Linked DNA regions of Homo sapiens: region 2 is linked to region 1. A link is an interaction called in ENCODE POLR2A ChIA-PET data of the cell type or tissue named here. Cell type or tissue: PC-3. All regions are shown on one strand. Each heading gives the region's core, and the rest is flanking DNA. Links, peaks and the distances in the headings are about the cores only.

What was found. ChIA-PET counts read pairs that join two places held together with the same protein. Peaks named below come from ENCODE experiments on the same cell type or tissue, not always from the same donor. Only the 100,000 strongest peaks of a DNase experiment are listed, where the experiment ranks them.
Region 2: POLR2A ChIA-PET joins it to region 1 with 6 read pairs; 3 of 35 experiments call an interaction of 5 or more read pairs at or near these places.

The regions. Positions count from the first base shown.
Region 1 is chr14:79,502,292-79,513,273 of GRCh38, forward strand. The region is part of intron 16 of NRXN3 (neurexin 3); the gene reads left to right. Among named protein-coding and RNA genes, the nearest start is that of NRXN3-AS3, 120 kb to the right of the region's middle. In PC-3, for the core only: no CTCF peak of the experiment used is centred there; no DNase peak of the experiment used is centred there.
Region 2 is chr14:79,820,292-79,831,273 of GRCh38, forward strand. The region is part of intron 20 of NRXN3 (neurexin 3); the gene reads left to right. Among named protein-coding and RNA genes, the nearest start is that of NRXN3-AS3, 190 kb to the left of the region's middle. RefSeq lists an enhancer at 381-1,147. In PC-3, for the core only: no CTCF peak of the experiment used is centred there; a DNase peak (open chromatin) is centred at 4,880.

The sequences.
Region 1 (10,982 bases), core at 1,729-9,728:
TGCATGCTGTCCTCTGCCTTCCTAAGAAGTGCAGACAGAGGGCAGACCCTCCGAGTGAAGTACCTTTTTTTCTTATTTGAGCCTGCTCTGCATTGAGGGAGAGTTTGACACACCTCTTTAGGGTTCTGAGAATAGTTAACAGCTCTAAGAAAGAGATTTTTGTTCATAAGAAAAAACAAGAGAAACTGGAAGCAGTTCTCATTCATATTCTCTCTCTCGCCACACCCCCCACCCCACCTCCTCCCGCCTCTCCCTCTCCCTCTTCCTCTCTCTCCCTCTCTTCAGTATCTAATGTAAACCCAGGCTTTCTTTATGTTCTGTGCAGTTGGCCTGAGTTCTCTTCTGTTTTGGTCAAGATTCAAGTGGAAAAGACCTGAGCCTGTGTCTGCCTCCTTTCTCCTAATTTTGGTTTCTAATGTTTTACCCAAGAAGGGACTAGACCTTTGTTTCCCTACTCCTTTATCATAGCATGCTGGTTCTCAGACCTTTTCTGCACACTGCTAACATCCTTCTCACCTTTCTTTGCTTGGCTTTTTTTTTCACTGCAAGCTCTCCCATGTTCATTTCTCATTTGCCATCAGATTTAGAGTAACTGGCTTATGGCATCAAAGAATGAATCAGATGGGAGCAGCTAAGTAAACTGAATGAAGCTGCTTCCTTTCTCTTTTCCCATCCACAAATGATAAAATAGCCTGCCCAGCCAAGTGACGTGGCATTCAGGGGTTATGGTGGCTTGGCCATTTGTTTAAGTTTGCTTATTTGCAGTCACAGTTCTTTAGTATTTCAGTGATTTGGTTATCACTCAACAGTGCACACATTTCTTCTATAAAATTTGATAGTTACTTATCTATCTCTGATTTTTCCCTCTGTGTTTTATTATATCTAGTTTAATTTTTCCCCTTTGTTGATTTCTGTTTTGTATATCTTGTTGCGGGATATACATGGAAGGGAGACGAGTTTCCAAAGATAATATAGATCCCAGTTTGCCTGTAAATTGATAACACCATTTGGAAACAAATCTTAAAACCTCACTGACACAGCATAAATAGAATTTACAGATCTTCTTGAAGCAAATCCAAATCTCCAGACTCTACTTTCTCCATTCTCCCCCACTCATCCTAACCTTCACGTACAGGGACCGCGTTACCAAGTGAGCCAACTAGACTCTTTCACACCTCTCTGCCTCTGCACATGCTGTTCCTTGGCCAGAAATGCCTTTTTTTTCTGCTTTACCTGACACATTTAGATTAGTCTTTTAAGACCTAATAGAAATGTCAAGTGCTCTGATATGCCTTCCCAGATGCCCATGAGCAAAGTCAGATGTTCTGCCTTCTGTTCCCCTATGGTACTTTACTGATGTCCCTGTGACAGCTTCCTGCCACTCCAGCCCACTCAGTTGGGAGAACTTCAAGAGGTGAACAAAGTTTTATTCCTTTTTGGATTCCCAGTGTCTCATAGACCTTCTGGGACATATGGCACATTCAGTCTAGCTGAATGAGGTGATGAATCAATCCACTTACTCTCTCCAGTGCCTGAAACTTCTCAAGGAGCTTGTGCTCTCCTTTGCTCCTCTCTTTTCAACCAATCTGAAAATGCTTTTAAAAGATAATGTCTGTTTTCCAGTGCAGTCTTCTCACTTGGCATGTAATTTCTCCATTTTTATTTCCTTTGTGAATATCAAGGTACAATTTCCATAGCTACCAGTCTAACCTGGAATCTTTTCATCTCAGTTTTGGAGTTCCACAACAGTGTCCTGGTGGATCTATCTTCTATATATTCCTACTATAATGTACACTCTTACCAGGTACCAATCAGTTGTTTCAAACCACATTTCTACTAAATGACCTCTCTGAAGTGATTCTGAACTGGCTTCCCTATTAGATGAAGACCAAACCTCTACTCTAAGCACTTAAGACAAATGGTTGCATTCATCTCAATGCTCCTTACTCCTCAATATTATCCATTACATTTTTTTGAGACAGATTGTTATTCTCTGACAGATTGTTATTCCTTCATCGTCCAAAAGGAGTCCTCACTTTGCTTAGACTGGAACACAAAATTTTATCTATTTTAATGTTCCGTCATATAATTATAATTATATTCTGTTATCTATTCCAAATTTTCAGAATTTTATCTATTGCAAATTTTAAGTATTCCAAGTTATAAACTTACGTCTTCCAAAAAGACTACCAGGATTAAACCAACCACTGAATCATCATTTCATTACTTCATATTACTACAAGTTAGATTTGGGACACTGTAATATTTTAGCCCTGATTTTGCCCTTTTTATAGTGTCCATAGATAATTTAACTTCTTTGTATAAACTTCCATTATAAAATGAAGTTTTTTATATATATATATGTATATATATATATATATATAAAACATTACACATTTAGGACATTTCATGATGAAATAAAAGTGTTTCAAATAGAAAATGATGGTTTATTTGGGTTTATAAATCAAGAATTCTCAAGAGGGTATGAAACCCACTTCTCCCTTATCAACTCTAGGGATTTTCTGTAGTTTTGAAATTTGAAAAGCATAAAGTAAAATTATTATCATTTTGATTTGCTTGTAGTCATAATATTTAATTCACTTAGAAATATCAAATAACATTAAAAGAAAGGTGTGAAAATGGCTGCGCTCAGTGGCTCACACTTGTAATCCCAGCACTTTGGGAGGCCCAGGTGGGCAGATCACCTGAGGTCAGGAGTTTGAGACCAGCCTGAACAACATGGCGAAAGCCCATCTCTACTAAAAATACAAAAATTAGCCAGGTGTGGTGGTGCATGCCTGTAATCCCAGCTACTGGGGAGGCCGAGGCAGGAGAATCGCTTGAACTTAGGAGGTGAAGGTTGCAGTGAGCCAAGATCATGCCGTTGCTCTCCAGCCTGGGCAACAAGAGTGAAACTCCATCTCAAAAAAAAAAAAAAAAGGTGTGAAAAATAGGGTAGACCACGTGTGCTGTTACAGTAGACCCCAAACATAAAAGATGTTTATCTCACTCATATACACAGTCCAATATGGTTCCAGTTGGTGAGGGTTAGGGTTGTCATTCTGGGAGTTGGCCAGTAGAGATGCTACCATCTTCAGCATGTCTTCCAAAAGCTTCCTGGTATCAAAATCCAATTGTTGAAAGCAGAGAGAACATGAATAAGTTCATATGGAAGGATTTTATGGACTAAGACTAAAAGTAGTCCACATTAATTCAGTTCACATTCCACTAACCACATGGACACCCCTAACTTCATTGGTGACTAAGAAATGTAGTCTAGACTATTCCCAGGAATAAGAGGAAATGGTTATACTGGAGAACTAGATGTCTAATATATATTACCTTACATAGTTATCAAAGTCATTTTTAGTTTGGACATGGTCTTTACTAATGGGTTGCAAATGCTCTTTATGCAGATGTTTTATGTTTTATATTACTTTCCTATGCCCAACAGCATAAAATATAGAAGTCTGGATGGATTAGGCACTTGATGTGTGTATTAGCTTTTGATTGCTATGTAACAAATGACCACAATGTTAGTGGCATAAAACAACATATGTTTATTGTGTCACAGTTTCTGTGGGTCAGGAGTCTAGGCACAGTGTGACTAGGTCCCCAGCAAGGCTGTAATCCAGTCGTTGATCAAGACTGTATTTCTCATCTAAAGACTCAACAGGGGAAGGGTCTGCTTCCAAGCTAGCTCAGGTTGTTGTCAGATTTTACTTTCTTGTGGCAGCATGATTCTTTGAAGAATCAAGAATTCATGGTTGCTTGCTTCTTCAAAGCCAGCAACAGAGACTAAATCAAATCTAGCCAGATGGTCTTATATAATGTAAGATAACTACAGGAGTGACATCCCAACACCTTTGTAATATTGGTTAAGCAAATTACAGGTCTCATATACATTCAAGGGGAGGGGATTTTACAAAAGAATGACTACCAAGAAGCAGGATCACTGGAGCCTGTCCACCACAGTAAATGACTGAAAAAATCTGGGTATTCCAGAGAACTACCACTTTACCTGAACATAGCTCTTTACACAAAACTACACAGAATTATGAAAGATCTCAAGAGAAAAGTGTTCCTTATTGCCAAGAGCTGGTTATTATGCTAGTAAAATCAGCAGTGCTCAGGAACAATATTTGCTAAGTTTCACAGTTATCAACCTTAACCCACACAATCATCTTTAGAATTGGATCCAGAACAAGATGGGACCATCTTAAACCTGGTACATTCTCATAAGGTTCATTCTCATAAGACCCTAAAGCCTTCATTATATGGCATTTTTGAAACTCCTTTGTCATTTTAAATTTTTGTCTTTCCTAGCTCCCTTTTCCTCTACTATTCTATCTAACTTAGGCAGCATTGAATTTCATTTTTTTTTCTCCTTAGTCTTTCTGTTTGACATTTTCCCTTCTAGCTTCATTTGTCCTTTAAGACAACCCCATAACCTTTCATCTAGGGGAAAGAAATCTAAAAGAAAGCTCTAGAATGAGATTTTAGTTGACATATTCAATTTGCTTTAGAGGGGCATCACCCATACCTCTTCTTCCACTAGTGAGATCTCCTGAGAGGTGAAAATATGAGAGAATCAGAGCTGCTTATTTATATATCAACTATGGAAAGATCTTTCCTGCCTAATCTGACCTCTTCTTTGAAACTCCAAAAGTGACTTTTTGTGGTTAATTCTTCCAGGATATCTATGATGCAGTCCCACAGATATTAAAGGTTCAGGGCATCAAACTGAAAGATATAACAGCTCTAATAGACAGAGTCACATTTCTAAAAAGGAAAACCAAATTCTGAAGATATTTTCTGGCTCTGTGAACAGCTAAAAATACAAGGATAATCGTTCCTATAGTCCTGGACTTTTAACACGGAAGCTAACTTGGAAGGAAAAATGACACTGAGCTATAGGAAGAGAAGAATAGAACAGACTTCAGTGAAATCGGCCGCTTTTCTTTTCAAGGCACTTATTCCTAGATTAGCTCATCTATCTTTAAGTTTCATATGATTTTTACTATTTGGCATGACTTAAAACTACCAAGTTGGTGAAAGGTACATAGGAACTCTCTGTACTATTTTGCAACTTCTATGTGTCTAAAATTATTTTAAAATAAAAGGTAGCAAACATACAAACAAAACAAATTATTGAGCTGGGAAGTGTTCCCCTTGCAAAAGTCTAGCAACTGGGGTAAAATTGTTTCTTTGAATACAAATGCCTAGTCTCTGATTAATAAAATACCAGGAAGAGGAAAAGAAGGAGCTGAAGAAAGAGAGAAAGAAATAGAGAAATGGGGATTTCCAGTTGCTGTAGATCTTGAGTAGGCAGGACCTTAGCACATGGTATCTAGGTGCATATTGCCTGTCACTTTTCAATTATCTTTGCTGGCCCTGCCTCAATCAAAGCCCAAACCATACCCCAAGGGCACTCTGCATCGTTGAATTTATAGATGAGATCTTTCTTTTGGGATAAAGAGCTATTCTCAACTTGACTATTATACCTTGGCCTTCATTCCCTAAAGAAAATGGGCAGGGAGGCTTGCAGACAGAAGTATATAGTGTGGAAAATGAACCACCTCTTTTGACTCTTTGCAAGATTTGTGATGTCCTACTGGGATGCCTGGGCCCAGGCACATTCACCTTGATTCTACATCAGAGACTTCTGTGTCTTCTTTCTCATAGTATGGGTTATTGGGTTGAGCAAATACTTTGTCATCAGTGTGTCTTATGGAGTAATTGAGAGCCTTGGATTTGAACTCATATCTATTTGGGCTCTATTTTGGGCTGTGTCACTTATGAACTGCATGACCTTGAGCAAATCACTGAAACTCTCTACAGTCCAGATTCGTAATCTATTAAATGGGGCTAATAATACCTCATGCATATGGCTGCCAACGGGAGTTAGTGAAATAATGTACATGAAATATTTAACACTAAACTTGGTGCCTAATGTATCTTCAGTAAATGATAACTATTGTCATAGTCATCATTGCTTTTATACTTTTCGGCTTCCAGTGATTTCCAGTGACTACAGCCCTAAGGCCATTGGGGGATATCTTTTTTATAACTGAATTTTCTTTATAAAACAATAACTGATTTTTTTTTTTTTTTTAAGACAGAGTCTCGCTCTTCTTGCCCAGGTTGGAGTGCAGTGGCACGATCTTGGCTCACTGCAACCTTCATCTCCCGGGTACAAGTGATTCTCCTGCCTCAGCCTCCCAAGTAACTGGGATTACAGGTGCCTGCTACCACGCCCGGCTAGTTTTTTTGTATTTTTAGTAGAGATGGGGTTTCACCATGTTGGCCAGGCTGGTCTTGAACTCCTGACCTCAGGTGATCCGCCCGCCTCGGCCTTCCAAAGTGCTGGGATTACAGGTGTGAGCCACCGCGCCTGGCCTAAAACAATAACTGATTTTTTAAAGAAACATACTCATGACTATTTGTCATTTTAGTCAAAGAGGATGGAGAAAAACAGGGTTCAGTTTTATTTTCAGTTCAATGTTTCGACCATGACATCCAGTGCTGGCTTGATTACATTTTAGGAAACTGAATTCCTTCTCTAAAGAAATAGTCCAAAATTAAACACATATGGTTACTGTAATCAATAATAATGCTAACCAAGCATGCTGGCTCATGCCTATAATCACAGCACTTTGGGAGGCAGAGGCGGGTGGATCATTTGAGGATCACAGGAGTTTGAGATCAGCCTGGCCAACATGGTGAAACCCCGTCTCTACTAAAAATACAAAAATTAGCCGGTTCTGGTGGCACGGACCTGTAATCTCAGCTAGTCAGATGGCTGAGGCACAAGACTTGCTTGAACCTGGGAGGCGGAGTTGGAGTGAGCCAAAATCGTGCCACTGCACTCAAGTCTGGGTGACAGAGCAAGACTCTGTCTCAAAAATAATAATAATAATAATAATGCTTTGTGCATTTCAAAATTACTAAAAGAGTGTAATCCCAGGACTTTTGGAGGCCAAAGCGAGCAGATCACTTGAGATCAGGAGTTTGAGACCAGCTTGCCAATATGGTGAAACCATGTCTCTACTAAAAATACACACACGCAAAAATATTAGCCAGGCATCATGGCGTGTGCCTGTAGTCCCAGCTACTTGGGAGGCTGAGGCAGGAGAATGGCTTGAACTCAGGAGGCGGAGGCTGCAGTGAGCCAAGATCCCACCACTGCTCTACAGCCTGGCCAATAGAGGAAGGCTCTGTCTCAAAAAAATATATATATATTATATATATGTGTGTGTGTGTGTGCATGTATGTATATATATATGTGTGTATATATGTATATATGTGTATATATGTATATATGAAAAGAGCAGAATTTAAATGTTTTTACCACTAAAAAAGATATGTGAAGTGATAGATGTATTAATTAGCTTGATTTAATCATTTCACAATGTCAACATATATAAAAAATCACATCATACTCCGTAAATATATAAAATTGTAAGTCAACTAAAAATAAAATTTTAAAAAGGGAAACATAATAACTTTTATTATTTTGTATTTTTAAAAATCAAAGTTAGGACACATATTGAGTTTCTCTGCTACTCAATGAACTGAAGGTTTTGGAAAACAAGACCAAAAAACAACAACCTCCAAAAAAGAAATAAAAGAAGATCATAGTTAAGGCCTTTCATGCAGTCAGCTCAGGGATCAAGGGTAGATCTCAACCCGCCTGTCACTGAGTATGCAGTGCTCACAGATGTGGGGAATACCTATGTACATCACAGTCCTCAGGGAACTGTAAAACCAGTTGCATTGACCAAACCAAAACACGTGCCATTAGAAAGCATATAATTGTAAACCAAGAGCTTCTTTTCCGTTTACCTAAGATAATTGCAGAGGCTTTAGTCTAAGAGAATCAAAGTTAAGTGATAGCACTGTCAAAAAGGTTTCTTAAGGAAGAAGATCTAGGGGTTCTCGGGATTCGTTGAATTTGATGCCATGGCTGAAAAATTAAGTGGAGATACACTGTATGCCATTGGAGTCAGGCACTCATGTGAAAGATCAGCACTCACATTTAGGAATTGGATACAGCTAACAGCAGGGGAATTGATAGGCTCATGAAAAGAGCATGGGTAGAGGATGACATAGAAAATTAAGCACAGTTAGGGAAGACTTACCAGCCAGGTTACAAGAAGCAAACACCTATCCCACCGATTCAGAATACCTTGCCTCACTCCTGCATGACAGGACATGTGTGTTCTTTACGTTAACTGAGAAACTGAGGCCAGATAGGAAGACAGATGTGGCCAGAAGAAGTTGACATTAGTAATGAGAGAAATAAACGAAGTGATTTTGGGGCTGGCGTTAACTATCTAGAACTACCCAGGAGGGTAGATTTAGAGACACTTCCATCTTTGAAATACCCAGAAGTCTGTTTCTCCAATGCCTTGACTCTGCCTAAAGCAGTCTACCATTAATCTCTGAGGAATCTCTTCAAACAGCTTTCTGCCAATGTATCACTGAAGCCTTTTGAGAAATAAGTGCTGTTCCAGCTTAGTCATATCTCAAGGCAGCGTGGCATGGGAGGTGGAGACTACGAGTAATTAAAAATAACTCCCAGCTCAAGCAGGGAGAGGGCTGTCCCTGCCTCATCTGTATTCCCATCACAGGCTCCCCAGTGAGACCCCAGCTGTTGAGCAAGAGACTCTGTAGTGTCTGATGCACTCAATCTTGAGTTGATCACAAAAGAATGTTAACAACGTTAAGGGCATGGAGTTCTAGGTTTTGGAAGAATTCTTAATGATTCTGTTAAAGAGGAAGAAATAGGAAAAAGACCAAAAAGACAGGGACAAACAGGAAAAACGGACCCAGCTCTACTGCAGTAATAGCCATTGATCACTTTACCTCCCTTGGCAGTCTGATCAGTTTCACTGGAAAGATAGCAAGTGGAAAAAGTGTGCAGAGATATGATGTGAAAATTATATTCAAGCTTTAGCTCCCCAGCACGTCTCTAAGGAAAGCACTATAGGAACAGCTGCTGGAGATATAAACAAAGGCCCAGGAACATCTCTGCCATTCATGTCAGGATCTGAGAGAGCCAAGGGAAGGACAAGAGGGGAATTAGCTCCCAGACATGCTTGAGTCTCTAAGCTGTTACTCCGTGATCCCCATGTTCTAGGTGCAGAAGCATTGCGTCTCTAAGCAATTCCCTTACCACCAGCTATCTAATGCTGTCAGAGGACCAACTATTTGCTGTTAACAGTAATGCTCATTTGAAGCTATTCAGCCTAGATTTTCTTTGTATTAGGTAACTGTTTAATAAATTAATTCCAAACAGTACCTCCCATCTCTCTCAGTCTGACCATTGAGCGCTCTTAGTCAATCTTTGCAAACTTGTCCCCATTTAGTTGTTAAACCTGCTCCATCAACCCAATAATGAATCAACCTATATTTGAGGACTATGGTTTGTGCCTGCTCCAAATCCTATGTTTTCTCTGATTTCAGACCCCTTGCCTCAACTGGATGAACTTTTCAAGCTCAGAACAAATAAGTGTTAAAAAACATTATTAAACAAACATATTCACCTTTCTACAAGTTTGGAAAATAACAGCTAAGGAAAAAGCTTGTAATCAATATTTTTTGTTGTTGTTCTTGTTGTTGTTTGAGACAGTTTTGCTCTTGTTGCCCAGGCTGGAGTGCAATGGTGCGATCTCAGCTCACTGCAACCTCTGCCTCCCGGGTTCAAGTGATTCTCCTGTCTCAGCCTCCCAAGTAGCTGGGATTACAGGTGTGTGCCACCATGCCCGGCTAATTTTGTATTTTTAGTAGAGATGGGGTTTCACCATGTTGGTCAGGCTGATCTTGAACTCCTGACCTCAGGTGATCTGCCTGACTCGGCCTCCCAAAGGGCTGAAATTACAGGCGAGAGCCACTGTGCCCGGCCTTATAATAAATAGATGTATCAATTGTAGCTTACCAGCACCAAAAACAATAGTTAGTAAGAGTGTGGAGTCTAGAATTTGACTGTTTAGAGAAATTATGCCTCATCTTGGGGAAAATTTCCTAATGTGTCCAATCTCCTGTTTCCTTATCCATAAAATGGAGATAATTGTAGGACCTCCTCCAGATGACTATTAGGAAGAGATGATACATATAAAACTCACAGCACTGTGTCAGGCATAAAATAAGTAATCTATAAACAATGTTATTTAACACTTTTATGATAAAAATATAGAAATAGAAAATAATAGTTTCAGTGACAGATCAATGTTGAAGCCTCAATTCAAAACATAATAAAATTGCTCTTTATGGTTCTTACGATGTACATTTATTTCAAATAGTAACAATGCTGTTCATGGTGAAACGTATTGATTTTAAGATTGAGAAATTGGACAAACAAGGCTAGTCCACAATAGTGGGATTGCAGTAGACCCTAGAATATGTATACCACTTTGGAAGGTATAATTAATATGTTTATATGTGTCGTCCCCAATCTTTCCATTCTTTATTACCACCATTATACCTCCATTTACTCCACAGTCCGTCTCTTCTAGAATGAAAGCTCCCACAAATCAGCAATTGCATCTGTATAACCTATTCTGTATGGCATAACACCTATATACTTTTCCAAAAAGAGGTGGAGAGAATATTTATTGACTTAGGTATGTCTGTGATGATCTAATGAAATGTCATGGAACAACTTAAAGTCATAGCCAAAGGAAGAGGAATGTTAATATGTAAGAATTTGCAGATAGATTATTAACATGGAATGATGCCAAAATAGCACAGTAGAAAAACTAAAATAAATTAAATAGGCCTGGATTTGCTGGGTAACCTGGGGTATAACCCCATAAGGATGGTGTATGTAGAAGAAAAGTCAGTGAATCATTAGTAATTCATAAACTGTGTTTTTTCTCAGGTGTTCAAACATTGGAAAGCTATCTTTTGCAACCTGATGCTTTCCCTGGAATATGCAGTGTTTCTTGACTCGTGCAGTAATGGCTGATGGAGTAGGTGTT
Region 2 (10,982 bases), core at 935-8,934, 320 kb after region 1:
GCATGTATTTATATCTTAGCCCTCTGAATGTTAGAGGTAGCAGATTATACAGTATGGTGCAGGAAGGAGCATCCTATGTCCTGAGGTGAATAACGTGTTCTACCACCTGGCAGCAGATTAGACCAGATCAGGCTATGAGAATACAGGTTCACAGCCAGATTTAGTACTACCAGCCAGATTTAGTACTACTGCAAAAATGGCTTTTCCTTAAGAAGTTTTTGTTTCTAACTTTTATTTTAGGTTTATGGGTACATGTGAAGGTTTGTTACCTATGTAAACATATCATGCGGTTTTGTTGTACATATCATTTGATCATCTAGGTATTAAGCCCAGTATCAAAAAATTATCTTTTCTGCTCCCTCCATCCTCTCACCCTCCCTGCTCAAGTAGACTCCATTGTCTGTCGTTTCCTTGTGTTCCTAAGTCATCATTTAGCTCCAACTTGTTGAGAACATGCAGTATAAGTTAATGCTTACTCTCTTTAACATCTTTCACATTAGAAATCTATGGAGAAGAAATATGAAAGACTCATATATAAACATGGGGCAAACCATGAAGCTAAATCTTAATGTATCCCAAACCCCAGAGGGAGCATAAGGTTAACTTTGGGTGGCCAGGGTGCTTAGTGATAACATTATGAGCTTTCTACATTAGCAGGGCCCCCTGGTGTGGTTTTGTGCCTGGAGATGTAAGGTTCTGAACTACAAAGGAAGCAAACAAAATGAAGAGATGATGCAAGGAGGCAAAAAAGATGGAGGCATTAGGAAAGGCTTTGAGGGCAGGAGGCACGGGGTCATCTTCTAAAATAACCTATTGGAATGCATGTTTTAATAAGCTTTGAAGATCAAAGAGATTAACAAGAACAAGAGGAAAACAAGGGTAAATTAGGCACTATTGATGGCCTGACAAGGACTTTTTTCTCCCTTTCTGCTTACAATAACCTCTCATTTTACCATGTGGCTAGTTGGTTTGTTTACTTGTTTGTTTACACTTACTCATTACTAGCTTTCCCTATAAAGCAAGGGAAAACACTCTGTCCCCAGGGGCCAGCTGCATAACATGAATAGATGAAATAGACCAGACCAGATGCAATCTGCAGTCATGGGAACTCTGAACTGAAGAGAACATGCCCTCATTTAAAGGCATCCAAATGAAACATTTTAAAAACACTAAAATAAAGAGACCCCATGAAGGTCAAACAAGGCATAATGAGACACACAGTGTTTTTTATTCTTTTGTTTCTTAAATTCCTTTAAATATAGCCCTTTCATAAATTTGGCAGGATGTGCTCTCAGTAAAATTTCTGGTTTAGTAAACTCTTGGTGACATTATCAAATTAAACAGCAATCCCTTCCAAATTCCCCTAAAGCTAAGACCTTTTTTTTTTTTTTTTTGCATGTCTTTTTTTCTCTGATAATCCCAGAGTTTATATAACCTCAAACTATAAGCTTGATGAATTTTAGAGTTCATTGTAATGCTTTTGGTTTAGGTGACAAAACTGATGCCTACAAAGATAAACTGATTTGCTGAAGGTCATGGACCTAGTCTTTATTGGAGTTGTAATTCAATCCCAGGTGTCCTAAATCTTTAATCCATGCCATTTTATTGATATTATATATTAAGATTTTTTTTATTGTATATCCAAAGATTTCTATTTTAAACTGAGATAACATCCAACAGAGAATTCAGAAGTAGTATGAAATTGATTATCTTCCCTCTACTGGACATTGTTGCCATACAAGACGATATCATTGACCCACTTAGGGCTCAAATATACAACTCTGTATTATTTTAGTCACAAAGGGAACTAAGAGATTATAGACAAGTTGTGAAGCAGTTAGTGGGGACTGGAAGTCTCCTGTGGCACAGACTCAAATATATGCTCTAGTGATGTGTTCTCAGTCATGTTATCTGCCCACACAGAGGACAGATTAAGCAACCTAGAGTACTGGTTCCCAAGCTCGAATTTAAAACTAGTACCAGTCTATGCCAAAGCTTTCAGTGACCCATAGTGAAATGAGAAAAGCAAGGACAATATGGTGAGTCTGCACAAAGTCAAACTTACAGAACTGCCCTATATTTGGATACTGTATCATGTTTTTTTGGATGGCTAAAATCAATGTCTTTTACAAAAGCAGCATTTTGTTACTATGTATAGCATTCTTAATCAGCAAAATAAAGGTTGGCAATGGTATGTCAGTCCTTCCCTACAGTTTTTCTTTGAAGTTTTTTTCTCAGGCATTGAAAACAAACATCCGAAAAAGCAAAAAAACAAGAGTTTTAAAGTTTTAAAGTGTTCTCTATGTTGCCACATTAGATTGAGTAGATTTCAAAGACTGAAGGCCTTTTTACATGTAAAGTTTTATTGTGAACTAATAATGATGATGTTAAGACCCATCTATTTTATTGAGGTCCCAGGAAGTTACTAGTTTAAGCATCCGTCACTTAGATAACAAGCATTAAGGTAATTTTTAATTTCAGTTAAAAAAATAGATTAAAGGCACAAAATAGATTTCCAAACAAACAAACAAACAAACAAACAAAAAAACCAAAAAAGCCACCCTAGGATAAATATAACTAGAAGGCCAAGATCAGTTTAGAAGTCTACTTAAAGAAAGACAGAAACTTCTAAGGACTGTGTGGAAAGATAATTCATGCCTATAAAAAAGTCTCTGTGCTAACTCTAGATTTTTTTCACTGTAAGCCTTGTAACAAAGGAGAGAGAGCTATTTTGGAAAGCTGAATTAGCCTACATTTGAGCTAACATGATCCATCTTTGTGTCAAGAGAAAGTCAAATATTATAGTCCCCAGCCAAAATAAGGCATGTGATCTACATCAAAGGCAATTCCTGAATGTGTATCTACGTCCTCATCCCCTCTCCTCTTTTTTGTCTCTTGGGTAATCTATACCAATAACCTCCTGATTCATGAAATTTATTATCTAAATATTGAAAATATTACACTAAATTTAGCCTAATAAAAATTCATGCCAAATTTACTGAGTATTTATTGGAAATCAGAGACTTAAGGTCCTGAATCAGGTGTAAGAATTGTATTATCAATAACAGACTTAACAGTGATTATCTCTAGGTGGTGACCGATATTTTGATAATCATACTCCAAAACATCTATGTAGAAATTGGGCATGGTGGCGCATGCCTATAGTTCCAGCTACTTGGGATGCTGAGGTGGGAGGATTGCTTGAGCCTGGGAGGTCAAGGGTGCAGTGAGCCATGATCACACCACTGCACTCCAGCCTGGGCAACAGAGCAAGACCCTGTCTCAAAAAATGAAACAGAACAACAACAAAAATCGATGCAGAGCATGTATTACATTTGTAATCAGAGAGAAGGGATATCTGTTATTTCTTAAAATATAGAAGAGTATACTAGGAGACCAGCAAGGGAAATGTTTTAATATTTAGATACGGAAGCTTCGCCAGACCCGTAATTTTTTAAAAATAGTGAATCCTTTTTCCTGGGTTGAATTATGATGTATGGCCCTGCAAGGAAAGCTGCTGGAGGAATTCAAAGATGATGATGATGATGATATGCAGGGCTCTATATAGCTTAACACATTAGTTCCATAAGGTCAGTTCTGTTCATCAAGTGACAAATTGTCCATGGATACACCAGGTGGTAATGCAGCAGCAGTGGGCACAAGCTATCCTGTAAATGACCCATTACCAGAAAGTTTAAAATTTCTGCTTGGAACCCAGGAACACAGATGGAACACGAAGTGGCTTTCACCAGAGTCTTGGGAATATGCTTGATCCTTTAACCCCAGCTTCAGGTGTTGTGTACATACTTAATGCCTGAACAGTTCTCATCTGTACATCTGCTGGTTAGATGAAAAGATGCAGTTGCAGACAAGTAATTTAAAACTTTACATTCATGTCTCTCTACCTCCCTCTTCCTCTTCTGTCTCTCCCTCGATAGGATGTCCAGAAAATTAAATCAGCTGCAGATTAATTGAGACTCTCTTCCATGTAGGGAACATCTGTCACTGCAGCTACAAAGATTATATTAATGAATTAAAACATTTGATTACCTTTAATCCAAGAGAATGCAGCAGTCTCTTTAGTCATTTAGTTTATCAGGGTTTTTTGATGGTTTTTTTTTCCACGTGCATCTTACGACTATAGTCCACCCCTGAAGCTGTGAGATCTTTCAGCAGATGTTGTTTTCCATATCTTTACCCTTTCCGTTGTGGAAGGGGGAAAAAGCCCTCAGAAAAGCAATTTTGGAGGAGGCAGAAAAGGTTTCCATCATGAACATACTTTTAGAAACAGCTGGTAAAACAAATGGTCCAAGTGCAATGCCTGGAGCATATCTATTCAAACAAGGTTGTTTAAAGATAAAAGCACCCACTTCTAAATATCAGCATTAGTAGTGATTTCCTCACGTATATTTAAGAGATGGAAGAGCTTGTGAAGACTTTTTGATTTCTATTTTGTTTTCTGAGACTTCTTTAACTCTTTTGGTTTTGTTAGTATTTGAATTTATCAGAAGCTGCTCAAATTGTTAAAACTGTATCATCATATGTAAAATATATAAATTTACATATAACGGATGCATAAAGATTTGCTTTCTTATTCTAAGAATGTTCTTATTTGATAACATCTATGCATAGTCCAGAAGATTGACATGAAAAACTGATAATGTACTTAGGTATTACCAATCCTATAACCCAATTTGTGAAAAGGTCAGGCACTCCTACTAAAGAACAAACGTTTGTATTTGTAGCATTTAAAAATCTGATTTTATTTTGTATTTGCTACATTTGGAGTCAACCTTATCCCTTCCCTTCTAATGACTTCATTTGTTTACCAGGCTGTTTTGTTCTGCATCCTCTGCCAAATGCCATTACGTAACTTCCTTTGTCAGACCAATTGGTGAAATAATTCTTTGTGTGCTTTTTTTTTTTTTTTTTTTTACGGCCGTCCAATTTTCAAATTATATGTGGATTTTCTGAGTCAGGCATTGCACAAATGCTGATTTGTTAGCTTGAACTCGATAAATGTGTGTTCACCCTATCAGTTGTCATTCATGCTGACTTCTTCCTCTACTCTCTTCACTCTGATTCTGTTTTCATTTAAGAAAATTTCAGAAGTAGTGAAGCTAGGAGAGTTAATGAGTAGCCACGTTGACCCTAGTAGGATCTTACCCATTGGAGAAAAGCCCTGTTTTAAAACGATGCACAAAGAATAAGCTTCAATGTCTTCCTCTCCTCAACCCCAGCATGGAGCACAATGCTTATGTGATACACGGAAGTGAGAAATTTAAGAAGTGCTTCACTTTAACTTTTCTCAATAAGTAAATAAAACTGTCTTTTCTAGAGTCCAACACATCCCAAAGTGTGTGACTTTGCTATTTTACCTTAAACTGACTACTCTCTGAATAGATTTTCATGTTATATAGTCTGAGACTTTTCTTTCCATCCTGCTGGTGCTGGAAGACATGATCATAACTACTCACAACCCAGATCTTAAAATATATATATTGTTACACTTTTATATACTTGTATTAAAGCATCAGTTAGTAAGTTTCATGGTTGTTTCTTCTGATGTAAAAGTAACTGTAGTTATAGATCCTCCAGCACATGTCACACTGAAAACCTAATCACAAAGTCAAAATATGTGCATAAATATTAGCTTGATTATGTGTCACATGTACCCCAAATTACACATATATATACCTTCCTCAAAGATTTTTTTTTTGTGGGGGGACAGTCTCACTCTGTAATCCAGGCTAGAGTGCAGTGGTGCGATCTCGGCTCACTGCAACCTCTGCCTCCTGGGTTCAAGCAATTTTCCTGCCTCAGGCTCCTGAGTAGCTGAGATTACAGGCACCTGCTACCATGCCCAGCTAGTTTTTATATTTTTAGTAGAGGGGTTTCGCCATAGTGGCCAGGCTGGTCTCAAACTCCTGGCCTCAGGTGATCTGCCTGCCTTGACCTCCCAAAGTGCTGAGATTACAGGCATGAGCCGCTGTGCCCAACCTGAGATTTTTTTTTTAAACCTTGGATTTTCAAATAACTTTATAGTTGGAGAAAAGTTGCAAGAATAGTATATGGAATTCGTTATGTCCTTACTCAGGTTCACCAGTTGTTAACATTTGCCACATTTGCTTTACCATTCTCTATATGTGTGAGTGTACATGCACACATGAGCCATTTGAGAGTATGCATACAAAACATATTTATGTAGATATGTATTTCCCCTGAACCATTTGAAACTCAGTTGTAGTCATCATTCCTTTTTTAAATAATTCAGTGTGTATTTCCTAACAAGGACTTTCTCTTACAAAATCAGAGTACAGTGATCAAAATCAGTAAATGTAATCTTGACACAAAATCTCACCTAGAGTACATATTCACATTGCACCAGCGTCTGCATAATGGGCTTTGGGATTATTTTTTTCCCAGTCTGTGATCCAATCCAAGATCACACATTGCATTTAGTTGTCAAGCTCACCAACTTTTGAAGCATCTTCCTGATACGTTATTTTATTTCCCCATTTGTTTACTGGTCACAGACCAGTAAGAGCAAGTAAACTTCTTAAAGTCCTGCCAGGTGTGTTGGTGTAGAAGCGGGAAGATAGAGCCTGTGCTTCAGCACAGGAGGAAGATTTCAATTTTTAGAATTAAAATTATGGCAAGGAAGGACCTGTGTTTCATCTAGTATTCATTCCTTAGAGAGCACGGATATAATAGTCTGACAATGCTTTTTATTAGTGTTTTCACTTAGCTGCAGATTGAGCATTTACTGTGTGCTAAGCACTGAGGATGCAAGAGTAAGCAAGAACAGAGATGGCCCTTGTGGGCCTAGTGGGGGACACTGTCATGTAATTAAGTGACCTCCAAATAAATGTGTGATGACAAACGTTGATGAAGGCTATGAAGCAAAGGCACTTGGTGCCATGAGCATACCATGGTAGGACAGGTAACAAGGCAGGGGTGGGTGCTAGGAATGTAGAGAAGGATGAGGAAACCTTCTCTGAAAAAAATGATATTTGAGCAGAAGAGTGTGAAATAAGTGACAGCTAAGAGGAAGAAAAAATGCATTAGAGCTTGCAAAAAATTCTGAACATTAGAAAAAGTCAGCCATTTCTGGGAGAGAGTTATCTGGGAGCAGCAACTGTCTCACAGGATTTTGTCCAAAGTATAAAATAAGGAAGTGTGTTAGGCTATTCTTGCATTGCTATAAAGAAATACCCGAGACTGGGTAATTTATAAAGAAAAGACGTTTAATTCGCTCAGAGTTCTGCAGGCTATATAAGAAGCATGGTGCTAGCATCTGGGGAGCCTCGGGGAAACTACAATCATGGCAAAAGGTGAAGGGGGAACAGGTATGTCATATGGCCAGAGCAGGAACAAGCAGGGGTGGAGATGCCACAAACTTTTTTTTTTTTTTTTTTTTGAGATGGATTCTCACTCTTGTCGCCCAGGCTGGAGTGCAAAGTCGTGATCTCGGCTCACTGCAACTTCCACCTCCTGGGTTCCAGCAATTCTCCTGCCTCAGCCTCCCCAGTAGCTGGGATTACAGGCTCATGCCACCACACCCAGGCTAATTTTTCTATTTTTAGTAGAGACGAGGTTTCACCATGTTGGACAGGCTGGTCTCAAACTCCTGACCTCAAGTGATTTGCCCGCCTTGGTCAATTAAAGTGTTGGGATTACAGGCGTGAGCCACAGCACCTGGCCGCCACAAACTTTTATATGACCGGATCTCACTGTCATGAGGACAGCACCAAGCCACAAGAGATCCACCTTCATGACCCAAACACCTCCCACCAGGCCCCACCTCCAGCTTTGGGGATTACAGTTCAACAAGAGATTCAGGCAGAGACAAATATTCCAAACTATATCAGGAATTAAGTAGGCTTTGCTGTCCTTTTGCAGCTTTGAGTCAACCCATATGAGAGTGAATTCTCCGATCCTGTACTGCTCCTGGGAGGAAAGGGAGTGGGCTTTGTGAAAAATGGAGATTTAGTGAGTAAAGTGATGAGTTCACTGGAGGAAGGTTGGCTAGAAAAAAAGTGACATGGCTGGGCATGGTGGCTCACGCCTGTAATCCCAGCACTTTGGGAGGCTGAGGTGGGCGGATCACCTGAGGTCAGAAGTTCAAGACTAGCCTGGCAAACATGGTGAAACCCCATCTCTGCTAAAAATTCAAAAATTAGCCAGGCATGGTGGCAGGCACCTGTAATCCCAGCTACTCGGGAGGCTGAGCCAGGAGAATTGCTTGAACCCGGGAGGTGGAGGTTACAGTGAGCCGAGATCACGCTCTGCACTCCAGCCTGGGCAACAGAGGAAGACTCCATCTCAAAAAAAAAAAAAAAAAAAAAAGTAAAATTGTCTTTTTTTTTTTTTTTGCGTACCAAATCCTATCAATGAAAGAGACAGGAATAGATTTGACTGGAATAGTCATGGGAGCCATTTCCAGGCTCTCATAGTCTTAGAGATGACACTTGGTAGTTCAGTGTCTTATTGTGCTTCTTCAAGCACATACAGCCTGATTGAGAGAGACTCAAGACAGCATACAAATTCTAGGCATTTTTACATCTGCCTAGCTGTAGTGAATTAGTCATACAATAATTATTTAAAGAAAGAAATGTTTCCTCCATGTTGTGCTGGAGATACAATGGTGGAGAGGAAGTGGAGATCAACTATTGATCGATTTATAATTTACACAATTCCACACTTTGGAGAAAACACATTCCTTCTTCCTCACCATCACCCTCACCATTATAATTATTATCAATTAACTTGTTCAATATGTAATTTTGAAGTTGCCAATCATTTACCAGTGTGATTCATCATGTTAAAAGGAAATGGCTTTTACATTATTAATATTCTGCAATAAAAGTTTGGGTTTGTGTGCTTACAGTTAGAATAAAAGAAAAATGCTTTGTACTAAGACTATGTTAATAATAATGATAATAATAAAGAAATAACACTTTCTCCAGAAAGGAAATTTCAGGAAATCTGTTTCAGAATACCTGTCTCTACCACAAGAGCTTTCTAAGTCATGTTTTGATTGCTAACAGCATTCCAGTACTGGGTTGGAACATATGTATTCCTTCTATCAACTGAGGAACAGCAGGTTTTCTGTTATTGCCCATGCATGGTCACTCTCTGCTTATAAAAATTCATCACTTCTGCTGATTGCATTGTGTAGGATTCCTACTGATTACCATTTAGATTTGTTAAGTGACATAGCACATTTTATGGAGTCAGGAGCCAGTAACCATCAAGGTCAATAGCAGCAACCTGAATCAGTTATAAATGAATTGTTTAATTACCCACGCATGATCAATGTGTGCACTGCCATAAAAGATTAGTTCTAGTCCCTGAATGTGTGTGTGTGCCTGTGTGTAGTTCTAAGGGATTACAGACTTCTCTGAAGTCTTCTTCATTGAAAGAGATTGCAAGTGAGTATCTTTTCAGTGGAATAGAACTGAGTTATGGTAACAACATCATCTATACATCCAGTCTACCGTGGCCACTGAATCCAATGACTTTTTTTTTTATTAATATGAAGGTGCCTGCCTATCCAAAGCACTGCTTACTGTATTTCATTACAATGTATTGCTTCACTCAACACACTCTGAATAGAGAAGATATGCTCTACAGCTTCAAATTCAGGCACTTCCTCCAAGCAGAGCTTGTTTATCTGTCTGCAACACACTTGGAGCATTTGAAAGACTAGTGATGAAATCCATTCATGCTGTGAAAATGTGTTGAGCATCATGGCCGCTTCCTTTACAATGGCCTGGCATGGAAGGTTGGAGAAGGCCATTGTTACCATATAAATGACTGTCTATTTGCCTCTGGCATGACTTGTCCAGACAAGTTGCATCATTTTAAAATGAATGAAGTTCTAGGGAGCATTTTTAACTATAGTACCTTAGTTGTAACTTTGAGAGTTTTTAATAAGCTTGCAAGGAATAAATTTGGAATCTAGAGTAGTTTGTTCTATTTCTGGAAAAAAAGGAATGCTTTGTACATATGTAGGATCCTTTACCTGGCCACAGAGTTTGGTTTGAGAAGTGGACTTGACTCTGGATAGTGAACAAAATGCTTTTTCAATTTTTAAAATGGAGGCACCTTTTTTTCTGAGAGCATAGTCAGTAACTCCCCAAATGTGTGTCTCTTGTGTGATAGAGGAACCAAGTAAGAGAATAGCTTGGTGTGTGCCTGGTTTTCTTCCACAAGTACCCAATTAGTAAAGGGGGCTTTTGCTTTTTACAAAGCATGAAAATTAGGGGTTGCCTATAGGCCTGAGAGCCCTGCCAGACAGTTGCCTAATGCCACCAGCCAGGATTATGGAAAAGAAGCCTTGGCATACTATTCAATGGCACCGATTCACCCAAATTGCAACTGAGGAAAACGTGTTCATTTTTCAAATAGAGTTTGAGTAACCATAGACACAGGCAAAGTAATCTCTCCATTTGGTCACAATGGACTAAACTACCTTGTTCTATTGTCTACCTTCTCTCTCACTGACTCCATCAAGGCAGACTTGTTCGGTAAACTATTCAGGTGACTTTGTGAACTTTTATTTGGTGCAAGGCTCTGTTAATAGCTGTAAGTCAGCTGTTTTTGGTCCTCCCTCTCATTCTCTTCACACTGATTGATGAAATGGGAAACAGGTTGAAGAAGCTCACTTTTTTAGATGACAAGTATTAAGTTGACAGATAAACCTTTAGGAGGTTCCAGTTCATTTCAGGAACGTGTTGACATGAGGTCTTTAAAGATCGACAGTCCTATTAGAGATAGAGACCACCAGGAAATCATAAGGAAAAGAAAAATGAAGGAAATATCTAGATTCAGTAGGAAATTGGGGGTGATGAGAGAATTTTAAGAAAAACGCTTGCTTTATCACCAGCTGTGTCATTTTGTTCAAAGGGACAGGAAACATAATACTCTCTCTGAAGCTTAACAGAACTGCAGACCTATTGCCACAGTTTTCTCTTTTG